7 separate regions of the Homo sapiens genome follow, and all the other regions are linked to region 4. Evidence: chromatin loops called from intact Hi-C (ENCODE). Cell type or tissue: Calu3. All regions are shown on one strand.

The links. Hi-C counts contacts between places; a loop is a spot of excess contacts. Peaks named below come from ENCODE experiments on the same cell type or tissue, not always from the same donor. Only the 100,000 strongest peaks of a DNase experiment are listed, where the experiment ranks them.
Region 1: a loop joins it to region 4, with 3 times the contacts of the local background. A loop is called at or near these places in 12 of 110 quality-filtered maps.
Region 2: a loop joins it to region 4, with 3 times the contacts of the local background. A loop is called at or near these places in 5 of 110 quality-filtered maps.
Region 3: a loop joins it to region 4, with 2.3 times the contacts of the local background. A loop is called at or near these places in 3 of 110 quality-filtered maps.
Region 5: it touches region 4 in a loop (8-fold over the local background); 16 of 110 quality-filtered maps call a loop at or near these places.
Region 6: a loop joins it to region 4, with 2.2 times the contacts of the local background. A loop is called at or near these places in 4 of 110 quality-filtered maps.
Region 7: it touches region 4 in a loop (3-fold over the local background); 7 of 110 quality-filtered maps call a loop at or near these places.

Annotation. Positions count from the first base shown.
Region 1 is chr3:188,346,408-188,350,407 of GRCh38, forward strand. All of the region lies in intron 3 of LPP (LIM domain containing preferred translocation partner in lipoma), which reads left to right. Among named protein-coding and RNA genes, the nearest start is that of FLJ42393, 170 kb to the left of the region's middle. In Calu3, no CTCF peak of the experiment used is centred here; DNase peaks (open chromatin) are centred at 2,414, 3,374 and 3,754.
Region 2 is chr3:188,217,548-188,221,547 of GRCh38, forward strand. The region is part of intron 1 of LPP (LIM domain containing preferred translocation partner in lipoma); the gene reads left to right. Among named protein-coding and RNA genes, the nearest start is that of FLJ42393, 41 kb to the left of the region's middle. In Calu3, no CTCF peak of the experiment used is centred here; a DNase peak (open chromatin) is centred at 1,874.
Region 3 is chr3:188,364,128-188,368,127 of GRCh38, forward strand. All of the region lies in intron 3 of LPP (LIM domain containing preferred translocation partner in lipoma), which reads left to right. Among named protein-coding and RNA genes, the nearest start is that of FLJ42393, 190 kb to the left of the region's middle. In Calu3, no CTCF peak of the experiment used is centred here; DNase peaks (open chromatin) are centred at 2,014 and 2,304.
Region 4 is chr3:188,292,831-188,296,830 of GRCh38, forward strand. The region is part of intron 2 of LPP (LIM domain containing preferred translocation partner in lipoma); the gene reads left to right. Among named protein-coding and RNA genes, the nearest start is that of FLJ42393, 120 kb to the left of the region's middle. In Calu3, no CTCF peak of the experiment used is centred here; a DNase peak (open chromatin) is centred at 2,211.
Region 5 is chr3:188,946,027-188,950,026 of GRCh38, forward strand. TPRG1-AS1 (TPRG1 antisense RNA 1) reads right to left here and starts at 1,613. Exons shown (of 2, transcript NR_046873.1): 1 at 1,253-1,613. In Calu3, a CTCF peak has its summit at 1,522; DNase peaks (open chromatin) are centred at 1,735, 2,035, 2,335 and 2,705.
Region 6 is chr3:188,035,316-188,039,315 of GRCh38, forward strand. The region is part of intron 2 of LOC107986166 (a long non-coding RNA gene); the gene reads right to left. Among named protein-coding and RNA genes, the nearest start is that of LINC01991, 61 kb to the left of the region's middle. RefSeq lists an enhancer at 1,146-1,440. In Calu3, CTCF peaks have their summits at 2,036 (motif pointing right) and 2,241; a DNase peak (open chromatin) is centred at 2,006.
Region 7 is chr3:188,162,835-188,166,834 of GRCh38, forward strand. All of the region lies in intron 1 of LPP (LIM domain containing preferred translocation partner in lipoma), which reads left to right. Among named protein-coding and RNA genes, the nearest start is that of LPP, 11 kb to the left of the region's middle. RefSeq lists an enhancer at 1,408-2,607. In Calu3, no CTCF peak of the experiment used is centred here; DNase peaks (open chromatin) are centred at 1,767, 2,947 and 3,857.

The DNA of each region.
Region 1 (4,000 bases), 54 kb after region 4:
CACCCCCACGCCCAGCTAATTTTTTTTTTTTTTTTTAAGTAGAGATGGGGTTTCACCATGTTGGTCAGGCTGCTCTCAAACTCCTGACCTCAGGAGTCCACCCGCCTCGGCCTACCAAAGTGCTGGGATTACAGGTGTGAGCCACCGTGCCTGGCCTAAAGTAGTAGTTCTTAATATACGTGTGTGTATGTGCGTGCACACGTGCATACACATGATCCTGTGTTTGGGGCAGATGTGAGGATTATGGAATTTTCAGAAACTCAGATGAATTTATGAAATAGTTGGAAAATGCAGAACTCCAGAAAATGCTATCAACAAGTTTAGGAGGTTTGTAGATGCTCTGAAGGCCATCCATGAGTTAAGCAAAAGTTTTCATTCTATGTGGGAAGTATGAGATGACATTTGAGTGGCATACATTTCCTTTTGCTGTTGGATTTTCCCCGTAGTCACCTATTGTTATACTCTGAGTGTTAGGCTCGTTTTGTAGCATGACTTTTGGCATGTATGTATCTCAAACTATTGAGTGATATTTTAATATTGAAACTCTTATTCTACTTCATTCATTCACTCATGCATTCAAATTCAATTTTAATTCAGAATTTGCTAAATGCTAGACATCTCAATACATTATTGTATATAATCCTATAAAATAGAAAATTGCTAGGTGCTCAGAGAGGTTGAGTAATTTGCCCAAAGTTTTACAGCTAATAAATATAAAATCTGGATTTAAATCCGGATTTACTCCAAAATATGTGAATACCTCCAGAGATAACATTGAAGACAAATAGAGACAATGATGCAAGTTCATAAACCATGGAAATTTCTGGTAGAAAATGGTAGATGGGCCCCAGAGGAATACAGAGAATGTGTACTATGGGATTTTAGGAAGGGACAAGATCATACATTATGAATTACTTCATATCATAATTCGTTAACTACGTGTTTATCTGGCTCCTTAAGAAAGAATAAAAAAAGCTAGATAATCATATGAAACACATTATGCATAACTCAGTTTTTTTCTTGTTCTTCAAACTTCTGTCAGGTTAGTGCTCTCAATATCTTCATTTGGTAAGTGAGATGAGGAGATGAAGAGTAGTTAGGGTCATAGTGCCCTGATCATACTGAGTTTTCACCTAAATAGGAATTTCAGTGCTTTGGGTCATCTATTTTGTTCCCCTCCTCCCGGCCTACCCCCCCATTATATTGAGCTTGAGACTTTTAACAGAGATAACTTCTGACCACGCACAGATCAGCACAAATGCAGATGTGAGCAGCTAGAATTTGGATGCTGCCAAATTGTGATGACTGCCACATGTGTGAAGCTAAAGCTTAGCACCTGATGACCCACTGTGAGTGTGTGGGGGGGCCAGAAGAGTGAAAGGCAGGTCAGAGATGGAAGACGCCTCGGAGTTTCTCAATGGCAGTACCTTCACCTTGCAGATGCAGAAATGGAGGTGGTTAGAAGGGGTAAGACTTACTAAAATTCACACAGCAGGTTAATGGCTCTCTGAGAATAATGGCAAAACAAGAACAAGGCTTTATACCAGCAATCTACAGTAGTATCTACTTTTATTTCCTACCTTTCCGTTGGCATATACTCACACTGATAGGCTTGACAGGCAGATAAACCTGTATTTGAAGGTCAGCAGGATTAGTTGTGTGGCCTTGGATAAGTTACTTGATTTACTTGGGTCTCAGGTTTGTTGTCTGTAATAGAAACCATACCCTTTTTCTTTTCTTTCTTTCTTTTTTTTTTGAGATGGAGTTTTGCTCTTATTGCTCAGGCTGGAGTGCACCGGCATGACCTTGGCTCACTGCAACCTCTGCCTCCTGGGTTCAAGCGATTCTCCTGCTTCAGCCTCTGTAGTAGCTGGGATTACAGGCATGAGCCACCACGCCCAGCTAATTTTTTGTATTTTTAGTAGAGACAAGGTTTCACCATGTTGGCCAGGCTGGTCTCAAACTCCTGACCTCAGGTGATCCACCTGCCTCAGCCTCCCAAATTGCTGGGATTACAGGCATGAGCCACCGTGCGTGGCTGAAACCATACCCTTTTAACAGGACTATACCAGTGTACTGTTCAATATACAGAAATACTATCACCCATCTGATTAATAATCCTTATCACAGCCCAATGAGACAGGCACAGATGTTCTGCTTTTCAAGATTCTATTTCCTAACTTCATCTTGACAGTTGTAAGTCTCTTGCTTCTCAAAGTTTGGTCTGAGGACCGGAAGCATCAGCATTACATGGGAGCTTGTTAGAAATGCAAATCTCAGATCATACTCTAGAACTTCTGAATGAGAATCTCTACTTTAACAAGAGCCCCAGGTAGTTCATATGCTCATTAGTGTTTGAGAAACATTCACTTCGGCCCTCGCCCTATTTCAAGGCTATTGCTGTGGTGTGCTGACAATGCCTGGCATGCTGCCAGCATTCTTGGGGCATGCTGTACCATGCCTTGAGATAGCGGGGTCCGGGGGGCGGGGATGCTGTGAAGTCACTCCTTGGGAATAATGGAAGACTGGGTTGAAGGGATCCAGCAGGCTTTATCTTTTTAACACCCTTCATTTCCTTAGAAGTTACTATTCAGAAGGGGTCAAACTGGGATTGGATTCTAAGTCTTTCTGATCCAAAGTCCATGTTCTTTTCATTAAACCACGATGTCTCAGTCAAGAGGAATGCTGGGTTGTGGGTGATAACTGTTCATTCCCTGTAGTGTGAATATTTCCACACTGGCTGCTTTACCCTATTACTCAATTCCTAGAGGGGAAGAATTTTTTTAAAAAAATTTAAAAAGCCTGAGTTGAAAGCCAGGATCCTGCAGCTTAATCAGTTATTTTTGCTTTTTAATGAGGGTGACTATTGTGAAATAAGTAATTATTAATTACTCAAAACTAATGAAATATTTTAGTTTCCTTGCTCAAAAAGCATATGGATGCTAAAAGAAAGCATATGGGTGCTTTCTGGGAAGCATATTGGTGAATGGACAAATTACAGTGGTGCCAATATGCCTTTGCTGTCTGGCTGGGGCCATCAAAACGTGTGCTGGCATCTGAGTCCTCGTGTGTTTAAAGGGATTTTTTAAAATTCCCATTTGATAAGTGCCTGGGGTTGCCTCTGGAGTTACACAGCGCTGTCTCATCAATCTTTCTGCCATGCTTTCACTCAGACATTACTGGCTGAGTATAAACTCGGTATAAACCTTTGCTGTAAGTAGCTTCTGTGGCTCTTTCTTTCCAGATGCCTCCTATCCTCTGCAATAGGTTCAGTGGGCCTGCCCCATGGATGGCACGTATGGAGACTTTGTCTATACAACATTTTACCACAGTGGTAAAAGCAGTAGCCGAAAAGGTGGCAGCACTGAGACCTGTTTGCTCCATCAGGGACTCTGTCTGAGGCCCTCGGCCAGCTGTTGAATTGCTGCACTGCAAATTTCTTACTTGTAAAACTGGAATGATAATACCAGTGCTCCTGAGCTCACAAGCATGCTGTTCATCCAATTTGCAGTCCATGCCCTTTGCTCTTCCTCTCCTTTCCTTCATGCCTCTTCTCCTTTGCTGCACGTTCAGCTGGTCTAGTAAAAAGCTTGATGGATTTGGAGGTGGCTGAAACCATTTTGCTTGCTCTGGGGATTGCACACTTCTGAGCTTGTCAGAGGCAGGCAACATGGCATGTTTTAGAAGATACTTGGCTGAGTGTCCACGAACTGTGGCTCTCAGACCAACGTGACTTAGTAATCATTTACTCAACACCTACAAGCAAGGTAGCTTGCTAAGAAATTGAAGGAGGGAGCTGGCGGGTCTGTGGAGGTGAGTTTGATTCAGGGCCAGTCAAGACTTGGTGTGATGTGTGAGCTCAGTAATTATACTTTGAGAGAGACAGAATTTGGAGAACTCTTTCCTATTGGAGGTTTCTTATAGAACTAGGGACAAGAGCTGGCTTTGAAAGATTATTAATTGGACTTTGATAAGATATTACAAGGATTTGAAGAGTAAG
Region 2 (4,000 bases), 75 kb before region 4:
TTACCGTAATTCAGGTGTGATGTGGTGGTAACTTTGACTAGGGCATAGAAGTTGGGCAGGAGAGGTAAGTTTGGGGCATGTTTGGGAGTGATCGTCTATAGGATCTCAAGTGTGATTTCCTTCAGAGAAATGCTGAGCTAAATGGGCAGGAATCTGGGATACTCAGAGGGAAATGAAAATAGGTGCCCTAGGGGGTTGCCCAGATAAGCAGCTGGCGTTCCAAGACCAAAGAGTATCTGTTTCTCACCCCTCTCCCATTTAGTTTCTAACCTTGAGCTTTGGGCCAGTGCACAGAGGATGGTGGCTTCCTGCCTTTGGCTTCCCAGCTGAGAGCTGTTGGAACGCCCCAAAATAAGCCCTGCAGAACGTGCAGCTTCCTTTGCTCTCCCTGGGTATTTTTGTAAAACATTCTTTCCCACCAAGAATGAGGAACGTTCAGAGTGATGCTGACTTTATGGGCTGTATTTAACATGTTGTTTTTTCATGGTGTTGTCTGTTCATGCAGAGATTTCTGTCTCCTGTAAACTCCCTGGTAAGGAATCTTCAATCTCCATGTGAGATGGGTCTGGAAGGCTCAGTGGGAGCCCAGAAGAGCTGGGGTTTGAAAGCCTCTCCTTGTCTTGAGGACTGGACTGCGGTCCAAGGGCACCTACCAGCCCTCTTTTTTCATTTACATTTGAATTCACAGTTGCTGCCCTTTGGCAGTTCCCTGTAATTCCTTTTAACAGGCTGGGCTTTCCTGCAGATACTTCATTTTTCAGGTCTTGGAGAAGTTAGGTAGTGGCTGAATCAGGTAGAGAATCCAAAATTCTGACCAAGCCCCATCCTCTAGCCACCAGGCCAAAGCAACTTAGCTTGTGACCTCATCCTCCTGTGTATCCCCTGGCAATCTTATACTATAATCAGCCTAAGCCCAGAGATGCTCAGAAATCATACACTAAGTCATCTAAAACTCATTTCTGAGGCTTTCTCATGCGCCCCTCTTGCAGTCTGTAGTTACCAGGTTTTCAAATAATTAGCATAATCTCTTAAAAACAGTGTTTTGTTATTGCTCATTCAAGTTTCTTCTAAAATTTCTTTTATATTACCTATTCATTGAGTTGACAAACATTTATTGAGTTCTTACTGTATGCCAGGCATTGTGCTAGGTGCTGGGGATTGATTCAAAGATAATTTGGAGGCGTATGGAAGGGGAGTGGATAATTACAGCACAGTGAGATAAGTGCTATAATAGGGGGATATATAAAGAGCCAGAAATAGCACTATGAATAACATCTTTGAACAAATTGCCTTCTTTTTTCCTTTTGGATTATTCCCTTATGTATATTGCCCAAAGTGGGATTACTGGGTCATTTAAAAGATGAAAACAATTTGGCACAAAAAGATGTAATGACTTGCCTGGGGAATACAGCTCAATTTTCAACAGAGAAAGAAAAAATTGTTGACAAATCCAGATTTAGATCACTTTACCAGGAAGATGGGGCAGTTTTTATACTACCCTTTCAACATGGTGGCTTTTAGGGGCGGGGTGGGGGGGATTTATTCTAAACATGTTAGCCTGCGTGTAGGAATCACACGTCCTCATATTTAATCTCACAACTTGATTGTTCTCACAAGAACCTAGCTGTATACATATTATCGTTTCCATTTTACAAATGAAGAAACTGCACCCTTGATAAAAGGAAGTAAGTTGCTCAAAATTCCATAGTTAATAAGTGTAGAATCCAAGGGTCAAGCACAGTTCCTTTTATTCTTTGACTCTATCCTGTTCCCCATGCTGTGTTTACCAATTGAGGGTACCTGTGCTCTAGCCGGGGCCCGGAATTTAATATTTAATGAGTCACGGAGGCTCTTAAGATGATGGTCAGGCTCTATGAAATAGGTGTAGATTTTCTTACCTCTGAAGTCATAGCCAGGGAACAATGTCTTTCTGTATATTGACCTGAAAGGACCCAAGGGCGCATTATTCCTGACCCTGGCTCAGGTGCTGAAAGGCTATTTGCATAGCCCTACTGTTAGAGCACAGAATCCCAAGTAAAGCTGAAACCATGCCACAGTTTTGCTGTGAAACATTTATTACTTTTCTAGTACTTAACAGTATTAAGTAAAAACTCCTGCCCCTGGTATCCAGGACCTGTCATAAATGGACACCAACATCGGTCCACTGTGGGTCCATGTGGGTCCTTGATGCTCCTGCTTACATATCTTTAAATCAAACACATTTCCTACCAACCCCCAGATATATCTTGCACTTTCTCACCTTCATGCCTTAGCACATGCCTTTCCTTTAGCCTGAGATAACCTCTCCAATCTTCATTCATAGAACTCCCAATCCTCCTGTAAACTTCTGCACAGACGCCATCTTGGGAAGGGAATAATCCTTGATCACCACCTGCTCTCCCATCCATTAGAAGTGATCTCTGTGTTCTCTGTTCTGCTAACTCAACCACAGTTAGCTGTGAGGCAATAGAGTACAAATGTATGCTGCATATGAGCATGGGATATGGATTTGAATCCCGGCTGTGATACTTCCTCACTGTCAGTTAACTTGCTTGAGCCTGAGTTTTCCCATCTGCCAGATGGGTGTGATACAATAGGTGCTCCCCCTGAAACCCACCATGTTGACAGGAGTAGTATAAAAATGGTCTGATTCTCCCGGTGAGGTCACGTAAATCTGGAATCGTCAACAATTTTCCTTTCCTTTGTTGTCATGACTTTTTTTTATGACATCACCTCATGTCATGTCACCGTGTGGTATGAAAATTTGCATTGTTACCTGTGCTTCTTCTGTGGCACTTGTCCTCCCTTACTTGATGTCTTATCTCTCCTTCTAGACTGGGAGCTCTTCAAGGGCAGGGAGGGCATTGCATCTTTGAAGGCCTTGACATATGGATACTGCTACAAAGTTTCCTTTAAGGGAAAGGAGGATTCCATACAACCTAAGTGGTGACATCAGCACAGGCTCATTACTAATCTCATGTCACGAGGTTTCAGGCCTGGCTGAGAACTCTGTGAGCTCTGTGATGTTGAGCTTCAGGCACATAGAGTACAAGCTGGGTAGGCCTCTGGCTCCTGCTTAAGAGACAGCAGAAAGGCTGGATGGAGCCTGTCTCCAGACCAGCTTCTTCTGATTCAAGGAGTTGGGTGGGACTGGCAGTTCACTGAAGGCAGAGTGGTAGTCCTGCTTGGAACGTGAAACTTTGTTTCTTTCCTGGGCCTTCCAGTGGGTCTGTTATGTTGGTGAGAGTTTCAGACCTAGAGGAAAGGGTCACTGAAGGTATGGGTTAAGAGCAACTCTGAAAGCCACCTGCCCCCCGACTTCTCTGTGAGTGGGGCCACAGGGAGAAGATCCCTTCATAGGTAGCTCCCCTACCCTTGCTATGCTTGGAAACTGACCATGGAAAGGGATTCATTTCTTAAAGGGATAGGGCTACCATTTAACTTTCTATTGTGTCACTTCCCGAAACGCAACACCTATGGCTTAAGATCCAAGTGCTTTAGAACATGAGATACAAGGTCTTCCAGGCTCTGGCTGCCACATCCCTTTCCAGGCGTGTGTCCCACCACATTCCTCTGCATCCTCTGTCACTGGCCTCACCAGATTAGTCACTTTCTCTGAGAACACCCTGAACTCATCCTTCTCAAGGCCTTTGCACATTGTGTTCCCTGAGCCTATTTTTCTCCTCCTCATCCGTGGAAATCCTCTTGGGTGTTCAGGCATCGTTTAGAAGTCACATCATCTGCAGAGAACTTTTAGACCCTCAAAAGGACGTTGCATGTACTCGTGCTTTTCTACACTTTTCATTCTGTCTTTTGTGTTCCAGTGTGTCCCCCATTGAGGCTCTTCGACACCCCTAGGCATGTCCAACTCAGCACCTACACCTGCTAGGTCCACACACTGTGTTATCCAAGACAGAAGGTGTTAGCAAACCTCTCTTTGGTGCGCCCCTGAATGCAGAACATGTGACATTCTGTTAACTAACAGTTGTGCCAGAGTGGT
Region 3 (4,000 bases), 71 kb after region 4:
CTTTGGGGATTCAGAGTTATTACCAAAAATGTTTAAGGCCCTGCCCGACTCATTGTTTATGCTCAGTTAATGTTAGCTATCTCCATGCTTTTCAGTCAATATATTGCATTGTGTTTGGAAGTCTTCATATCTAGTTTCATACCTGACACAGACTTGCTTAACTTCTGCCCTGGAATCTTTTTGCTATCCCTGTCTTACTGTCTTTAATAGAGCCTTTCTTATTTGATACTTATTTATATACTTGCCTTCGTTCGTTTTTTAGACAAATTTTATTTTCATATTTGTTGAATTAAACCAGACACAGCTTCTACACTTATGGGGTTTCCTTTCTGGGAGAATGGGGCTGGTGACAATTAATGCAGAAAACTTCTATTGGAGATAGACATGCAAAAACACTCAGAGATAGAGTTGAGGAATTTGTAGTCATTAGAGGAGAGAGATGTTAGTTTTGGCTGGGATTGGAGTTAAATGGAGAGAAAATAAAGGAAGACTTTCTGGAGGAGGAGGGTTTTGATCTGGAACCTGCACGCTCATTAGAATTTGAATTCGACCTGGCAGAAAGGGGAAAAGACTTCCCAGGCTGAGTGAAGTTTTGGAGCTGCACATTTTATTTTATTTTTCATATTTGTTTCCTGCTGCCCTCTGGCCACCATTCAGACCGTTTGGAGGCCTGTTATTGTAGGTGGGACCTAAGTTCCAGCACCAGTAGATGTGTGAGTGAGGCTTTTATAGTATTGATGTCTTGTATTTAAAATGAACAGAGGAAGAAGCCCTGGAGTCCATTCTAATAAATGTATTTCAAAGGGGGCTTTCTTCTTTTGTCTGAGTGAGAGGCAGGAATAGGAATGACAGAGGCAGCAAGTGTTGGATGTCTGTAGAAGAATCATAGAGTTCTCTTTAGAGCACTAAACAGAGGGCTAATAAAGGGCTATTGAGTCCTCCTTATGTTTTTTTCCTCTCTCAGATGAGTTTTAAGGGTAATAGAAGCGCTTTTTTTTTTTTTTCTGGTGACCTCTTAATCTTACTTTTCTCTCTTTATCTCTTCCTTTTCCTAGAAGCTAATATTAAAACCACTCTTGTCCTCTGCCATTAAAAATAAATCTGGGTAGGTTTCAGCAAGAGAGTATTTCCTAGAATGCATTATATTCTGGGCAGTAGAAGTGTATGTTTAAATACTTTTCCTGTAGAAGGTCATTATGACAACAGAGGATGCCACCAGCAACCCTGCAGTATGTGGTGAATGTGTTTCCACGCTGTGTCTGTCTCGCCTCTGCTCTCTGCCATGTCAAGCTGATTTTAAGTTTACCGTCACTTTTAGTATGTGACTTGATGAGGCACCATAATGTGTGTGTTGCTGGCCAAACATTACATGTCATGACTGTAGAATCATGAGACTGGAGTTTTAGCCTAGACCTTAGAACACGTACCTGCAAGAGGTAGTTATTCGAGCAGCAGTCTTTGTGAGACTGGAATTCAGGCACAGGGAACACTTGTTCCTAAGTTGCTGCCCCGTTGCTCAAAACATCTTGGTAATGTCTTTCTTTCTTTCTTTTCTTCTTCTTTTTTTTTTTTTTTACTCTGTTGAATGTTATCTTTTATTTTGTTTTTATTAAAAAATCAATTTCCAGCTTTATCAGGATATAATTGACGAAACAAAAGTTATGTATAGTTAAGGTATACAACATATTTTGAGGTACATTGCATTGTGAAATGATTACCCTAGTCAAGCTAATTAACATAGGCATCACCTCACAGTTACCTTTCTGTGTATGTGGTGAGAACGTTTAAGATTTACTCTATTAGCAAATTTCAAGTGTACAATACAGTATTAACTACAGCCACCGCACTGTGTATTAAATCTCCAGAATTATTCATTTGGTATCACTGGATCTCCCTTTGACCAAGAACCAAGATCTCCTCATTCCCCTGGTCCCGGTAGCCATCATTTTGCTCTGCTTCTATGTGTTTGACTTTTTTAATTTGCACATATCAGTGAGGTCACGCAGTGTTTGTTTTTCTGTGCCTGGCTTAGTTCCTTAAGCAACATTTCCTCCAGATTCATCCATCTTCTCGTAAATGACAGGATTTCCTTCTTTGTTAAGGCTGAATAACATTCCACGTGGTAATACACCGCATTTTCTTTATTCACTCTTCAAATGATGGACATTTAGATCGATTCCACATCCTGGCTATTGTGAATAACGCAGCAGTGAACATGGGAGTGCAGGTGTCTCCTTGAGACACTGATTTTGCCTTAGAGGGGATTCTGGGGCTGGGCTCCGTGGTGAAGGGCACTCTCTTTCCCTCACCTGGAGGTTATGTCAGCGGTGTGCTGGGGGTTGTACAGGTCATGTTAAGCTGTCCTTCCTGCCTTCCTCAATGCGTCATTTCTTATTTCTATGTTCCACCCAGGTGCTGCACTCTCGCCTGAATTCCTTAACGTGTGTGAGGTATTTTGGTGTGTGGCTAGTTGTTTAGAAGTTTCTGAGAGGGAATGAGTGCTGGAAACTCTATTTTGTCATTTGCCAATGTAACCCCACATTGGAATTGTCTTCAGAGATAATGAAGAGCCACTGCTAAAATCACAGACTCATGAGATGTGAAAGCGGGGAATCTGTTTAGCTCACATGCGTGTGAGAAAGCTGAGACCCTGAGACAAATATTGGCCTGTGCTGCAGGCTTTCAGTTAGACAGGGACAGCATCAGTTCTCATTCCCTTGTTAGCTCTATGCCTGATGTCTTCTCACTGTTTTGCTGCATTATAAAGAATTGATTTTTTTTTTTTTTGAGACAGAGTCTCGCTCTGTCGCCCAGGCTGGAGTGCAGTGGTGCGATCTCGCCTCACTGCAAGCTCCGCCTCCTGGGTTCAAGTCATTCTCCTGCCTCAGCCTCCCGAATAGGTGGGACTACAGGCACCCGCCACCATGCCCGGCTAATTTTTTGTATTTTTAGTAGAGACGGGGTTTCACCATGTTAGCCAGGATGGTCTCGATCTCCTGACCTCATGATCCACCCACCTTGGCCTCCCAAAGTGCTGGGATTACAGGCGTGAGCCACTGCACCTGGCCAGAAAGTTGATTCTTAGTTAAGCCTATGAATAGTTAGAAAAAAAAAAGAGAAGAGAGAAAGTTCCCCTTAGCATGGCCTATTATCACAGGGTATGTTTGTAGCAGAGGGAGAACCCAGTCCTTATAGAGTGGGTTATGGCTTCTTCTACATTCCAAGAAAATCTCAAGAAGTAGAAATCACTCTGAGTGTCAAATATTTTAGTTGCCTATTGTCACATCTATTATAAAATAGATCTGGTATAGATAAAAATAGAGTTAAACATACTAGTTAATAGATATATCTGGTGTGGATAAAAATAGAATTTAGCATACTAGTTAATATATAAATATGATGTCGATAAAAATAGAGTTAAATGTACAAGTTCCTAATTGGATTGTAGAACTTAACATTCAGGAGTAAGGATGCTGTCAAGTCTAAAGCTATGCCCTTATCCTAGTCAGTTGTTATATTCATGGCAGCCTTTTCTAAAATGTGCTCCATGAAATACTAGATTCATAAATGGTCAAATCACTGTGGGACTCTTGCTATTATTTCCACCCATTGTGGAGATTCTTGATGCATCCCCAACAAGTTTAACTCTGAGAAGTCGAACAGGCAAAAGCAATAAGCACAACTTTCTTTTCTCTTATGTTAGATTCAGGTTTTGTCCAATTTATTTTATAATGGAACCATTTTGTGGATGATTTCCCAGACTTGTGTTCTGTGGAACATTCTTTGGATAGCATGACTTTATTGTTAAAATTCTTAAGGTTCACATCTGTCATCTTATAATAATCTTGTGTGAAATATAAAGTCATTTGGGCTAAACTGTAGACCTCCATCTGCCCTCCCTTCCCCACAGGAGAAATTACAGGTTTATTTAAGGATCAAACAGTTTTGAAATGAAATGTTGTTAGGAGGGGGAAATAAAAACCTTTCAGAGCTTAATAAT
Region 4 (4,000 bases):
ACCCCTTGACTTTCCATTTTTGATGGTTTCTTTTGAGGTCTACGTCATCTGGTAATTTTATTGGTGTGATTTATGCCCCCAGTAAGGATCAACTTGTATAGATTCTACATTCTCATGGAAGTCTATGTACTGTCTCTACTGTGTAATAATTAGCTCCAACTCTACAAACAAGGTTAGAAATGAAATCACCAGCATTACAAGTGAGACATAACAAATGGAAGATTCCCTTCTCTGAGTTTCTCTCATACCGTTAATTTTATTTGAGCTGGCATTGACTCATTCTATATGTCTCTTCTGCTAGATTTTGAACTCTGGAGGACTGGTCTCATATCTTATTAATTATAATGGTGGCGCACAGCACATTATAGGTATTTATTACTAAGTGGTTGGGTTTAATATCTTAAGAAGCAGAAAATGTGGTTTTTCTTGAGAGAGAGATGGTTTTGGATGTTGTTCCTCTAGTATATTCTAAGCCTGCCCGCCTGGGGCTCTGTAACTATGGCTCCTAACGTGGGGAGCCCACAATCTAGCTATATCATGTTAGCGAGAGCTCTTTGTATACTGAAACAATAAACTTACCATCTTGATGAGTTTTACATGTAGAATGGCTTAGGTTATAAGGTACTGCCACCTCATTCCACTGTTGAGAATTGTCTAATGCAAAGCTCACTTTTTAAACATGGATAATTGGACAGTCATGAGTGGATCATCGAAGGGATAAGCAAAATATATGTCAAACTGAGAATTAATATCTATCAAAACACTTGCTATTATTTGGTAGATGGGAGGTTATTTTATTTTTAAGAAGTAGATTGGCTGAATGGAAAAGCAAAATGTGGCATAAAATAAAATGGGATATTGTTCAGCAGTGAAAGGAATAAAGTACTGATATGGACTACAACATGGATGAACCTTGAAAACATTATGGCAAAGTGAAAGAAGCCAGTTACAAGGCCGGGCACCATGGCTCATGCTTGTAATCTCAGCACTTTGGGAGACCGAGGTGGGTGAATCACTTGAGGTCAGGAGTTCGAGACCAGTCTGGACAACATGGTGAAACCCCCGTCTCTACTAAAAATACAAAAATCAGTTGGGCGTAGTAGTGTGTGCCTGTAATCCCAGCTACTCAGGATGGTGAGGCAGGAGAATGGCTTGAACCCGGGAGGTGGAGGTTGCAGTGAGCCGAGATCTGCCCTCCAGCCTGGGTGACAGAGCCAAACTCTGTCAAAAAAAAAAAAAAAAAAAAAAAAAAAGCCAGTTATGAAAGACCACATATTATATGATTCCATTTATGTGAAAAGCCCACAATAGGCAAATCTATAGAGTCTGTAGCGATAGAAAGTAGTGGTTGCCGGCAGGGTTGGGGTAGAGGATAGGTAGTGATTGCTAATAACTGTGAGTTTCTTTTTGGGATGCTGAAAATGCTCTTTATATGGTGGTGATGATTGCACAACACTGTGAAATACTAAAAACAGAACCGTAAACTTTAAATGGGTGAATTGTATGTAAATTATATCTCAATAAACCTGTTTTAAAAAGTGGATTTCCCTTTAATCTATTCTCTGAGGATTGCTTCAGGGATTCAAAATAGTGCATAGTGCCAAGTTTTAAACTCATATTGATTTGTTTTTGGTAAATAAGTCATGCATGCTTAACAATGGTGAACACACTTAAGGAAAAAGTGGTAACACAACTAGAGCCACCAAACCGAAGCAAGTATATTTCCACCTAACTTCATGCACGTTTTTTTCTCAGAAGCTTTAAAAATTTATACTTTCTCAAATGTTGATTAATGAGATATCTGATAAGAAATAACAGGGTACTGACAGTCCTGATTGTATAAATAGGCATTAGGGATTGTGTTCATGGTTTGCTTGTCAGCACAAGAGAAATGTGTGATTATGTTGAATGATAGTTAATTTTCTTATCCACCCATTTTAAAAATAAAGATGTACAGCTAGAAAACAGGTGCCCAGGGAATAGAGGAGACCTGCAGCTTTGATAATGAGCCCCAGAAAGAAACTAGAAGGAACAAGCTCCCGCTTAGGAGGTGCCGTTCGAGTCCTGGCCAGTGTCTGACTGTAGCTGATGGGTTTAGAGAACTGTGGCTGGCTTCTCACAAAGGATTTTTTCATTTACTCTTGTTTTGTGTTTGAGTATAGACAGCTTTTCCCATCCTCCATCAGGGTCATTGTCCCACCTTCTCTGACTCACTTATTGTGTCAACAGAATTAAAAGAGCAGCCGGTGGACGTGTGTAGAGGCTGAAGGAGAGCTGTGTTGCTAGCTTTGTATTTGAACGGTTCGTACACAAACAGTTCTCTTTGATTAAGTATCCGGTGAAACCAATTCACATGAACTCCAATTAAACTTTAATGAACAAGTGGGTGTATTAATATCAGCTGAGTAATGCAGGCAGCACAGATTCCAGTAAGTGACTCACTTCTCTGAGCAGCTCATTCCCCATGCACGGTTAGAGTTACTAGAAAGCTTCCAGCTATATTTGAGTGGATCTGGTCTGGGCCTTGTAATTCTAACAATCCTCAGGGCTCGCTATTCATCTAGTGACAAAACCACAGTCATCCAGACCTCTGTTTTCAGAGCAAAGATTGGGGATGAAGAGTTTTGTTCACATTGAGCAATTAGGCCCTTCGTTGAGCAGTGACCATTTGGACTTTTATTTTCCTCATCTTCCCATTTTTGTTTTTTTGTTATTTTATTTTTTAGAGACAGGGTCTCACTCTGTAGCCCAGGCTGGAGTGCAGTGGTGTGATCACAGCTCACTGCAGCCTCAGCCTCTTGGGCTCAAGCAATCCTCCCGCCTCAGCCTCCCGAGTAACCTGGAACAACAGGCATGCACCACTGTGCCCACCTACAAAATTTCTGTAGAGATGGGGTCTTGCTATGTCGCCCAGCTTGGTGTTGAACTCCTGAGCTGAAGTGAGCCTCAGCCTCCCAAAGCGCTTGGATTATAGATATGAGCCCCGTGCCCAGCCTTTATTTTGTTTTTAAGTGAGAATTATTTTTTTCTTAAACCCAGGGGCAGTGTAGGTGAAGGTTAAGGCAGTGAAGATAGAACAGTCAGTTTTGAAATGCACATAGCCTTCCTGAGCCTCACTTTCACCACATCTGCCAGTCTGCCTCAAGTCTTTAAGTTTCCCTACACCAGAGGCAGCAAGGTGTGCCTGGAATGATGAATTCCTTTGAGCACAGACCCTGTTCCATCTAGAGACTGATGACTGTACCTATTTCCTAGGAAAGGTTAAGCAAGATCGTGAATATAATGCTCTTCGTTTCATGCCGGCACATAATAAGTTCCCACTAAATGTTTAACTTGGTCCACTGGGGGAAGGATGAGAAGGAGGATTTGGAGATAAATGAGACTTGGCCCTTGACAATTCAGGAGCTTGGAGTCTTATAGAGATTTGACTTAAAAATGTCTGTGTAACTCCAGAGTGATAAAGACAAAAATGCTTGAAAAAGATAAGTGAGGATTCGGGGGATGGAGGAATCCCAGAGGTTGGCCCCGTCTGAGAAGGCTGGAGGTTAGGGTAGGAAGAGGTAAGGGTTTGGGAAGGTAGTTCTAGGCTGACTGAAGAGTGTGAGCAAAAGCAGAGGCAGGGATGTATCCAGGTATCAGATAGTGCACATTTAGTGTGGTTACAGTAGGTGATAATTTAGGAGGCTGATTGAAACTGAATTTAGCCTCTGCCTTAGTCACCAAGTCCTTTCCCAGCTCCACTTGCTGTTCTCTCTCTCATTCTCTCCTACCTATATTGAAACCAGTTGAAAATAATGGAGTCACACAGAGGCAGATGGCAATAATGTCCAGGTTGTGGAACATTAGCTCATTGGGCTTGCTAATGCAGCACCCATGAATGAAATTTACCCTCTTCCTCTCAGATAGCTCCTGCACTCAATAACTCCCATTTAGGGCACACTGTGCATAAAGCTCCCAACCATGAAGAGCAGGGAGGATCTGCCTCTAACAGTCAGGTAAC
Region 5 (4,000 bases), 650 kb after region 4:
CTACCTATCTTTGTTATCAGAGAAACATGACTGTGACCAACCTAGGTATATACAATTTTCCACAGCCATGTGAAAGTTTTATGACTCTTTAACATTTCTGGTTGTCTGCTATGCTCGGTGCATTGGGCTGGCTGGACCTTGTATATGTTGGGAAGAAGGAGGACTTACAAAGACTAAGATACAGTCTTTGCTTCCAAGAGGTAAATAAAAAACAACTAAAATATTCTATCATCCACACCTATTCCCTCTCCCTTCTTTTTTCAGCATGTTACTGGATGCTGCCTCTTTATCCATCTGCCCTGGTGGAGATCTTGAGGTTACAGGAATAGCCAAGAGAGACACAGGCAGAGTTAAGTCCAAAGCAGTCAGCAAAGGTGGGGAGACATAGATGGGTCCAGGTGGTAAGTAGGATTGGCCTTGTTATTGGAAGCTGAATGTAGTTACTGGACTTGGAGATTTCGGTTTCTAGAGAAGACAGCAGCTCTCCATGCCCAGTTTAATACTGTGGATTAGCGTGGGAGTGGCCCCAGACCCACAGGCAGAAAAGGCCAATGGTCAGAGTGGAGATCCTCAGGACACTCCAGGTGTCTGAGGGAACGTAGGTTTATCCCTCTTTATTACTAAGTGGATTGCTGCTCCCCCTTGCAGGCCAAAGCATGAATACTGGACATAGCCCACATCGAGGGTAGAGAACTTGGTTTTGGCTCTCAAGTCGACCACTCATCAGCAGATGACTGTGAGCAAGTCACTTCCTCCCTCCAAGACTCCATTTCTACAGGGATTCCATAAAATGGGCATAAGAATTTTCACTGTGCTCGTATGGACTGGATTAGGCCATCATGTGCATTAACACACTTGGCTGTGAGCACTAGGTGCAGCCAAGATGCTGATGGGAAAGAAAAGTCTAGGTTTTGCCCCCTGCGTCGTTCCTCGTGACAGGATTATGCTGAGGGAGGGCACATTAGATTGACTCACACATACTGAAATGGTCATAGTTATTGAGGTTACCCAGTTTCCAGGCCTGAACTAGTAAACCCAGCAATGAGAATCAGCCAGCATTAGCAAGTTTTCCGTGTGGGAGTGGGGTGGGGGTGGGGACTGGAGGGAGCAGGCGCTGAACCAGGAAAGGAGGAGGATGCTCATCATTGGCTAAAGATCCATGCCTGGAAATTAACGGCGTTAAAGTGAGACTTGCTTCAGGTTCCAACCCGGTAAGGCAAATGGAGAGGCTGTCAGGAGACCAGAAGTTTACCTCAGCTATTGCACCGACGCACCACGTGCTCTGGTGCACATCCACCGCCTCTTCCTGCCTCAGTTTCTCCTTTTGTAAAACAACAGCTTGTAAAGGCCTGGGGATCTTCTCATCCACGGGAGTTTTCTAAGGATGCAGGCGAAAGAGGTAGGAAAAGTACTCTGTCTCTGTCCTGGGTGTTCGGGATCAAGGCCTTTTGAACCAATTCCGGAATCCGCCACCGGGCGGTGGTAGGAGAGAGCCAGAGGATTCGTCAGTAAGTGTGCGTGCGTGACAGAGGGCTTTTAAATAGATCGCTTTGTATCTAGCACGGTAGCACCTGCTTCTAAGCTTCCAACGGCAGCTCGAGCAACGCGATCATTCAGAAGCGGCCGCTTTCCATTCACGTCTATAATTAGCGCGCAGGCTGCAGCTCAGGCTCGAGCTGCAAAGCGGGGCGGCGGCCTTGTGGGCGGGGCCACCACCTCCTAGCCCCGCCCCCTTCGAATTCCACCTTCCCAGCCCTTCCCAGCCAGGAGCCTCCTGCAGCCTCCTCCCCACCCCCACTGTCTGTCCTCGCCCTGGTTCTGGGCTTCGCTCTCGGCGCTCCAGGATTCCTGGACGACAGGGCCCAATCGTACCCTCACTCTGGGATCACTCTTGTGCAGTAAATAAGCACCTTGAAAGATGCATTCCAGGAGGGCAGCTATATTTAGAGTGGCATCCTCCTCTCCTCCCCGCACGCTCCTGCGTCCCGCCCTCTCCCCTCCCCGCCCCGCTCCCCGATGCCCCTCCCAGCCACCTCTCCCTCTTTGTCGCATTACATAGTAATCTGAGATGCACTGGATGTGCTCCAGGGAACAGAATGTACTTGGCAGAGACGCGGGGCTTGATGTCTGCAAAATGTCGGAAACGCAGCCAAGAGCTGCTAACTGGGTCATTAACCTCCAAAAGCAAAGCGAGGACTGTAAGGCCCGCTCTGCCTCCCTTCATCTCGCCAATAAAAGTGCCTCAGTGTGAGGGGGAAGAAAAAGCCCAAGGTTGACTGCTTTGATTTCTAGGCACCAAAGGCAGGCCCGTCCTCTCGTCCTGGCCCAGGCCCCAGCCCCTCCGGGCCAGCCCCTGCGCCACATCAGAGTTTACAAGTGACCTTTGAAAGGCTCAGCAACCCCGCAGGGCCATGCTTGCGCCTCAGCAAAGAAGTTACCCAGCAGCCGTTCCCTACCGCACAGCCTTGGACACATTTTCTTGGGTCCAGGAGGAGTTAAGGGAGTGGGGGTGAGTAGGGGTGAAAGGAGAAGGTTCCAGGTCCTTCACCTACAGTGAAGGGCTCTGCTGTCTCTCCCCTCCTCTGCTTCTCTCCCTCTTTTTCCTCCCCCTCCTCTTTCTTCTTTCTTGTCTTCCTCCTCTCCCTCTTCCACTTCTTTCTGAGAGCAGGCTTTGAGGTAGGTTCATGAATACATGGCCTGGGTCCAGGGGATTTGCATTCAAGCCGCTTGCAGCTCTGTTACTTGCTATGTGACCTTGGGTGAGTCACTCATTTCTCTGCTTTTAAATTCCCTTCTTCTCCATTGTTCACCACAATAACACCTTCCTGACATACATCACAAAACAGTGAGGCCAAATGAGAAAGTCTTTCCCTGACCGCCTTGTCTTTCACCCCTCTGAAAGCCCTGAGGTCCAAAGTGCCTCTGGCCTTGTGTGTACTCCTGGAAAATAGGAATACAAGTGGTCTCACCAGAAAGATTCAAACGTTTGAATGTTTTCAAGGGGATAGCCCCTAAAATCCACCCTCTTCAAGTTTTCTAGCCCTGTGAGGTTGCCAAACAGACACTTCCCCCTAATGCTCCAACCCACTTCTCCAGTGGCTAGAGAGAGAAAGTGACCGGTACAGAAACCAGAAGAGGTTGTGCAGTTCCTCAAATGAGACTCCCTTCCTTGTTGGAGGGAAGACAGTCAGCCTGGTAAGACTAGCAGCAGCCCACGAGATGTGGGTCTGAGCAGTCTCAACAAAAGTCCAGGATGAGGAGAATGGAGATTTGTGCAGCCATGCTGATAAGAGGAGGAAAGCTCGCTCCTGGTGCTCTCTAGGAAATTAGAACCAAGCCCAGCCTGGCATCAGCACCCTTCCTGCCTCATCTCTCGTTGGTCTTACCACTCCTTCCATGGCAGCCACATCAGATGGGTTCTGGCTGGTCGCGGTGCTCCATGGACGCCTCCTGCTTTCCTGCCACTTGGGCCTTGGCTGAGATGTCTTAAAAAATTTTTTAAACTCATCAGAATTTGATGGCCTCTATTTGGCCTATCTCTGCCACACATTCAAATCTTTCACATCCCTCAAAACCCAGCTTCAATGCCATCTCCTCTATTTAGATGTCACTTCTTTCTCTTTCAGTCTCAGTACACCCAGCCAGCCTTGGGTTATGCCATTTTTGTGCTTGCTAGATCCCTCTTATGCCATAGAGATTTCTCTGTGGATACAAACTCTGCTGTTGATCTCAATACTGATGGCTAAGGTATATCATAATACATCATAAATACATCCTGGTTTGCCATCTCAGTTTATGACTTTGTCTTGGTATAATATAAAATGTACCTTATGGCTAAGGTACATCATAAGGTACATCATAATACATCCTGATTTGCCATCTCAGTTTATGACTCTGTCTTGGTATAATTAGTTATTAATAGGTCCCTCCTTCACCTTGAAGTTTTTGGGTTTGGATGATAAATTATACAGTCACCTTACTGAGGGTCTCTATCCAAGTA
Region 6 (4,000 bases), 260 kb before region 4:
ACAACACTAGCATATGTGTGATCAAAAAGGTAATAATAGATGTTGGTAAGGATGATGAAAAATTAGAGCCCCTATGCATTGTTGGTGGGAATGTAAAATGGTGTAGACATTTTGGAAAAGTTTGATCACTCCTAAAAATGTTAAATATATGGTTAACATATGACCTGGCAGTTCCATTCCTAGATATATGCCAAAGAGAAGAGAAAACATGCCCACACAAAAACTTGTATATGAATCATTATTCATAATAGCCAAAACATGGAAAGAATTCAAATATTAATGAACTGATAAATAAACAAAATGTGGTGAAATATTATTTATACATCAAAAGTAATGATATACTGATGTGTGATACAACATGGATAAACCTTGAAACTATTTTGTTAAGTGAAAGAAGCCACTTAGGAAAGATGGCTTATTGTATGAGTTCGCTGATATGAAATGTTCAGAATAGGAAAAACTATAGAGACAGAAAGTAGCTAAGTGTTTACCCAAAGCTGGGGGCTGGGGGTGGGAAGGGAGTGGAAATGGAGAGAGATTTGCCAGTGGGTGCTGAGTTTCTTTCTCCGATGCTGAAAATATTCTAGAATTGGGTAGTGATTATTAAATCAAAAGTTCATTAATGTACTACAAATATTATTTTACACTTTAAAGGGGTGACTTTTATGGTACATTAATTACATTTTAATGGAGCCACTCTGGAAAAGAGAGAGCAAGGAACTAACTGATGGAATGAAGACCTAGAGGACATAAGAATGGCTAACCCTCCATGCCAGTATAAGACGTGGCTTTAAATAGTTCTAAGACTGAAAGAAGGGAGAACGGATGAGCACGAAGGTACCTTTGCAGGTGACAGAGTAAAGGTGAGGGAGGCCCCAATTAAGGGAATTTACTCCAGTGCCTCAATTTTCTAGAAATTAAAAGTAATATTAACTGCTGGAACTAAAGGGTTGGGAGTTGGGTAGAGAACTTGAGGAAAAAATACGCTAATTAATATAATCAAATGTAGCCCCTGAAGAAAATGAAGAGGAAGCAGCCTAAGAATAAATAAAAGAAGGAAGTTGGCATTTGCTAAGACTCTCTTTGCATGGCATCTGGCCCTCAGGCACAGTTTGTTCTCTTTTTTATTCAGCACCTCAGTAATCTCCACAAGAGCCCTAAGAAGACAGTACTGCCAGGAAACTGTTCAAACAGACATATCTGTAGGGGACCTCCGGGCTGCACATGACCCATTTTTCAACATCACTGGCCAAAGTGCAACAAGGTCACGTACTGCAAATATTTGTGATTAGAAAGATTCTTTCCTCTAAAAGTTGCCATGAGATAGTTCTGTGAAATATAAATATTGGCTCAGGGTGATTGACAGCAACTGAAAATTCAAACAAAGGCAATACAGCCCAGGGATCCTCTGTGGTCCCAGCAGTAGGGGAATCATGCACCATCAAGACAACATCACAGACCTCCCTACCTAGGGCTCAGAGGGTTGGGCAGGGTAAATTCTGCTCAGTGCCCCTGTTAGCTCACTACTGGAAAAGCAGAAAGCTTGGCTTCAGCCACCTCTACAGCCCAGAGGACTCCTCCCCTGCACCAGCCGGTAAGACAACTAATGTAATGTTGAGGAACACTCAGAACTGTTTCTAAGCCTGTTTAAGGACACACTGATGTCTCCAGGCAAATTAGCCTATTATCAAGCATAGCAAGTTGAATAATGGCCACCCAAATATATCAAGTTCTAATCCCTGGAATTTGTCAATATTACCTTTTTGGAATGAAAGGGTCACTGCTGATGTAATTAAATTAATTATTTTGAGATGTGCTTTCTGTGGGTTAAATGTGAGGATCCTCAATGCCATTCCAAGTGTTCTTATCAGATAAAGGCAAAGCAAGATAATGAGAGCACACATAGGAGGAAAGCGAAGGGAAGACTGTTGGCAAGTCAGATTGCTGACAACCCCCACAAGCAGGAAGAGGCAGAGAATAAATTTTCCTCTGGAGCCTCCAGAGGGAGCATGGTCCTGCCGACACCTTGATTTAGGACCTGTAGCCTCCAGAACTTTGAGAGAATAGTCTCTTCCTTTTAAACCACCCTAGGAAACTCATACGCATGGCAACAGTATTTTCTTTACTCTCATGAGCCTAAAAATGCACATTTGATGTTGAACCTGCGGAAAGTGAAAGTTTGGGATAGAAAGACAGGAAGTGGAGCCCATGGGACTATCATCTCAATTCATCCACCTCCTGCGGGAGATTTTTCTATGTCCTTTCTAGTGATTCCTGCACACCCTCACACCCACCCCACCCCACCCCTAAATACTGCCTTTACAGGAGCAGATATAGTTCCTTGGTTGTATAACTCTTGATGGAAACTTAAATTCAAGTGTAAGGAAAACAGCAAATTTGGAGCCAGAACGCAGACTGAGCCCTGATCTACCACCTCCTGTGCAGCTTTGGCCTCAGGCAGTTTATTTTACCCCTAGTCTACTCAACTGAAAAATACCAGCAATAATTCTAACCCCCCAGAGGATGACTTTTTGTGAAAACCAATCAAATAAGTTAATGCCCATGCCTTCACCTGGATTATCTGGGGAAAATTTGAAGCAAAGCTGACATGCTGCTGCTTTCTGAGACAGCATAATTCCAGGCAGCAAGAATAAGGGTGAAGGGAGGGAGGCAGAAAGGAGGGGGGAAAAATGCAAGAAGGTGAGGACCACACTGGCCACAGCACCACCAGGGAATGTGGCCAATGACTCATTCTTGTGAGATATTGTCCTTGAGGGAACCACTGCAATACAGAATATTGCTGGAGCAGGGAGGAGCTGGAAGAAAGGTGAGGGTGTGATAGTCACCTCCCTTCTGCCTCCCTTCTCACATGGGGCAAACTTCATCTCATGGAGAGTTAACTCTCCTGGATCTCCGTGGTATCACCCTACTCCTCTGAGCAGCCCTGGGGAAGCAAGATGTGAGTCATCATCTGGTGGAAGGAGGAAAGCAACATGGTCCCATCTGGTTGGTTCTAGCACTGGAGCTGTGATAGCACGGCTCCCATCCAGCAGGTGTGGCAGAGGCCATGCCACAGCCCAGCCCTTTCCTGAGTGGGGTGGGGATGACTGAGGAAGCTGGCAGTAGTAGGAGATGCCAGAAAGGTATCAGCCTCCGAGACATTCCCCTAAGTGAGCCGCAGGCGTGGAGGCAGTGGGGACGCAGAAATGGACTGGCACATAAATGGGGTCCAAAGCTTTGTGTGAAACAGATTGGGAAATGTCAACTGTTTTACATATATTACTTCACTTGGCTATTTTTGTTATCTTCCTGTAGTTTTAACTTTTATTATCTCAAGTAATTTTAAGGGAATAACCCACCATTCTTTCAGGTGCACCAACACTTATTTGGATATGGTTTGTCTCATCTTCACGTACAAGAAACAAACTTAGTAAAAAACTGGTGAGAACTTGGTTCTCACTTAAACAATATGGCAACTGATTGTGGAGGACACAGTCAACTAGGGACAACACAAGTTGCCCTAGGGTTCCCTGGGAAACAGACTCTGAGATGAAGCTTCGTGAGCAGGGAGTTTATTGGGAATGCAAAGGAGTGAGGGAAGCAGGATTGGGTGGCAGGAGAGGTTGAATGCACTGTGGTTGGTCAGGAGCTGGTGTGGCTTTTCAGAATTGTCTGGGATTGAAGCCACGGGGTCAGGTCTCTGCATCCCTACATCAACTAGTCATTGGATGGGATCTGTGCCTAGGATGGAGGTTTCACCTTGGGTAAGGCAGCTCCCTTCAGGCTACGGCAATTCCTAGGAAGAGATTCAGCTGTGATCCCAGCAGTACTGAGTAGCAGAAATGAGTCCCTCAGTTCCAAAGGGCATTCAGGGGGGCCGCATCACAGCATTCATGACAACTGTGTTTCTGCAGAAAGAGGGAGTGGGTTCTATTGGCTGTTGCCCTCATCTTACATGTCTTTTGTGGACTGATCATTCTGCAAGGAAAAGCATGTTCAC
Region 7 (4,000 bases), 130 kb before region 4:
GGGCTGAAAGGATTTAGACCTAGACAACTCCTAGTTCAAGTCCTCGTTGTGCTGTTTAATACAGGGTGCTCCCTTGGTGGTCACAGGCACTATTTGTTTTCTCCACGTATTCATTTTTAGATCTCTTATTAATGAGGTCACCACAGTTGAGTATAGTGTGCCCGCAAAAGTGGGATGAGTGCCACAGACATTCACGGGCATTTCCAGGTTGTGCGCTGATTTGTCACCAGTGGATGGCTGTGCAGTGTCCCTTCTTCCACTGCCACCATCCCACCTTCTCTTGGGTTTTGTTTGCACTGTTTGTATCTGTTACCCGTGGAGGGTCTGCTTCTACTGTTGTAATTGCTTGTGTTGTGACTTTGCATCATAGCTGGAGATCCCTCTGTAGTTCAAATGGAAAGCTGGTGTTGAAGGTGAAACCAGGTCTTCTTCAGAAACTTGTGTGGGAACCTTTCATGGGCTGGATAAGCATGAGGATCAGGACAGGGCAGGGTCACTGACCTTAAAGGAGGATGCTTTGACCTGCCTCCAGCATGCACCCTTCCTGCTGAAGCCATTGTTAGTGTCCCTTAATTACTCAGGCCACCACCCAGCAGCGCAACTGTCAACTTGCAGAGGACTTCAGTGGTATCAGTAGTGTTCCTTTTTACTCTCATAGGTGTCCTGATTCGGAGGATACGTTATATGGTCACCCTACTTATAGGTGAATATTGAGTGAGGTAGTGTAAATAATGTGCATAAGGCCAGGCATAAGGCAAGGACTCAACAAACATCCACTGTTTTTGTTAGAGGGGGTGCTAGGTGCTCAAGAAATGTCTGCTGAGTGGCCAGGCATGGTGGCTCACGCCTGTAGTCCCAGCACTTTGGGAGACTGAGTTGGGTGGATCACGTGAGGTCAGGAGTTTGAGACCAGCCTGGTCAACATGATTTAACCTCGTCTCTACTAAATATACAAAAAAAAAAAAAATTAGCCAGGTGTGGTAGTGGGCGCCTGTAATCCCAGCTACTCGGGAGGCTGAGGCAGGAGAATCGCTTGAACCCAGGAGGCTGAGGTTGCAGTGAGCCAGGATGGCACCACTGCACTCCAGCCTGGGCAATAGAGCAAGACTCTGTCTCCAAAAAAAAAAAAAAAAGTCTGCTGAATAAACTACATTTATAGAAGTGGAATTTAAGTTTGTTTGAAGGGTATGTCAAGATCGTAAGCACTTACTATTTATGAGGGTTGATAAAATCATGTTAATGTATATCTATAATATAAGAGAGTGCCGTGGGAGAGGCGCATGTGAAGGACTGATGGACTTGTGAATTGCTGGAGCCTTTTGGAAGTGCTGAGCCTTCAGTTAGACATTGAAGGATGGGAAGGCTTAGACCAGGATTCAGCAGGCAGCTGAATTGCTCTGGCTACTGAGAGTTAAGGAATAAGATTGGTTCTCTGTTCATGTGTGTACTTTAGCTGGGTCCCTGAATCTATTATTTTCCATCCAGTGGCCCATCTTGATAATGATCTCTAGCTGTAACCGTGGAAGCCTAATGCTCTACTAAACTCTGTGCCAAGAGGTCACAGTGGAAATTCATTTCCATTATGCAGAGTCATCTGCACTTGTACTTCCTAGTGAATTTCCACTGAAGATGGTTCTTGTTTAGTTCAAGGAAGAAAATAACTTGGTTGGCACCTGGAGCTTCTGTCTTGTTTGGTATGAAAACGAATCATTTTCAGGAAGTGCAATAAAGAGTTGCCACCCACAGGGCTGGGTGTGCCCTGACTCATGGGAAAGGCAAACTCTGCCCTGGCCAGGCAGGTAAGTGACACCTTTTCTTAGAATGAGGTGAAAGATAGGTCAGTGTTCCAGTAGGTGGTCATTGTCACCCTGGAAGTCTCTCTTCTTGGTCATAGTTTAATAGCTTTACCTGGAGAATATCTAGGGTTCCAGTAGTGACAGCTGGACAGGACCCTAAAGATAACATTCTTTCCATAAATTTGATACATTTGTGTATTCATTTGACATCGTGTATCAGGTGCATCTGTGAAAGAATTAGTGATATGTTACTCTGGGTTTCGACGATGGAAACGTGAATGCAGTGTGGTCTCTGCTTGCAAGAGGTCACATAAATCATCAAGACAGTATGTAGAAGTATATGCAAAAAATACCTGAAGGGGCTAGGTGCAGTAGCTCACATTGTAATCCCGGTACTTTGGGAGGCCGAGGCAGGAGGATCACTTGAGGCCCGGAGTTCAAGACCATCCTGGGTAATATAGCAAGATCCCATCTCTAAAAAAATAAAAATAAAAAAATTAGCCAGTGTGGTAGTGCATGCCTATAGTCCTAGCTGCTCAAGAGGCTGAGGCGGGAGGATCCCTTGAGCTCCAGAATTTGAGGCTGCAGTGAGCTATGATCATACCACTGCACTCCAGCTGGGGTTACAGAATAGACTCTGTCTGTCAGGAAAAAAAAAAAAGTCTGATGGCTCTAATTGGATGGTAACTCCCTAGGGACCTGGGGAAACTCAGATAAAGAGATTGTCATTTGATTGGGCATTGAAGGGTAAGTGGGAATTTGTTTGGTGGGATAGAGGATATTTAAGTGGGAGACATAACATGGATAGAGACATGGAGGTGAGAAAGTGCATGGTGCCTTGAAAAATTAGAGTCATGAAGGTGGACTGCATAGTAGAGAGGCTGTGGAGATGGGTTAGGGTCTACATTGAGAGAAACCTTTATTGCTGTACTGAGAAGTTGAGACTGCATTCTGAAAGGAGCATTGAGTAGATCAATGAGATGACTGGATCTGTGCCTTAAGAAAATAATCAGCTATAGTGTGCTAGACGGATTGAAGGCAAGGGTGCTAGAGACAGCAGGAGCTGTCTGAGCTGCTACAATAGCCCAGGCAAATGATAAAGCAAAACCGAATTAGGGTTGAGGCAGTCGATATGAGAGATGACTCACAGATAGAATAGAAGTCACAGAGTCTTCTCATTTTGCATAAGGGGAGACTCAGCACCTAAGAAAATTACACGTGCAAAGTTCACAGCCCTGGTCCCAGCGTAACACTGAGGTGATCTCGTCTGCCCAGTGTCTTAGACGGGTGACGGAACATACGGCTTTTGAGAGAACTGCTTGTCAAGGAAGATCTCCACCCTTTTTTATCTTGTAAGGATTCTGTGACATCTCTTAATTCTGAATGAGATGAGATGGCTCTTTCTGGAGTTACTGAATCTCTAATTGCTGGAGATATTCAAGCAGTGACTGACTGAACTGTTACCGTGAAAGTTCAGGCATTGGTTGAAAACTCCTCTGCGAGGTCTTTAAGACCTATCAACCCTGATTTTTTTTTTTCTTCTTTCTTCTTCTTCTTTCTTTTTGTTTTTTAAATTTAATTCCTGGGAAAAGAGACTTATAACAGTCTTATCTGGGAATGCTTTATCCATTTGGCTCCTCAGGATTATTTTAGACAAAAGGCAGAGAGAGTTAAAAATGGATGATTGAGCTCTAAGAATGGTGGCCTGTAGTTCATTCAGAGTAGTGATGGAACAACCATTTCGTTGCCAATAAATTAATGCTCACTCATGTGGGAGATATTGGTAGCTGGCTCAGCTTGCAGGATCCTGGTCAAAATGGACCATCCACATAGCATAATACTTATCTTGCTGTTGCCATTTCTTATAGGGCTTTATGGAAACATGTGTTTTCCTACAAATTACAGGTAAATCATACCAGTAGTCCTGCGGATGGTTATTATTATTGTCCAAGTTTAATCAGAAGCTTGAACCTGGGAAAGGTTAAATGATTTGCCCAGAACCCAAGCAAGTTAAACATTGAACCAGGACTTAAGTTTTCTATTATCGCAATGCCAGATTCTTCCTGTTCCCTGCCTGTGCAGATCTCTGAGTCCGGCTCTAGCTTTTGTTCATATTCATATCCACAGCATCTGCTGCAAATCCTGGGATGTTATAAATAATTTAATAAATGTTTATTGAATGAACATATGAATGAATGAATGAA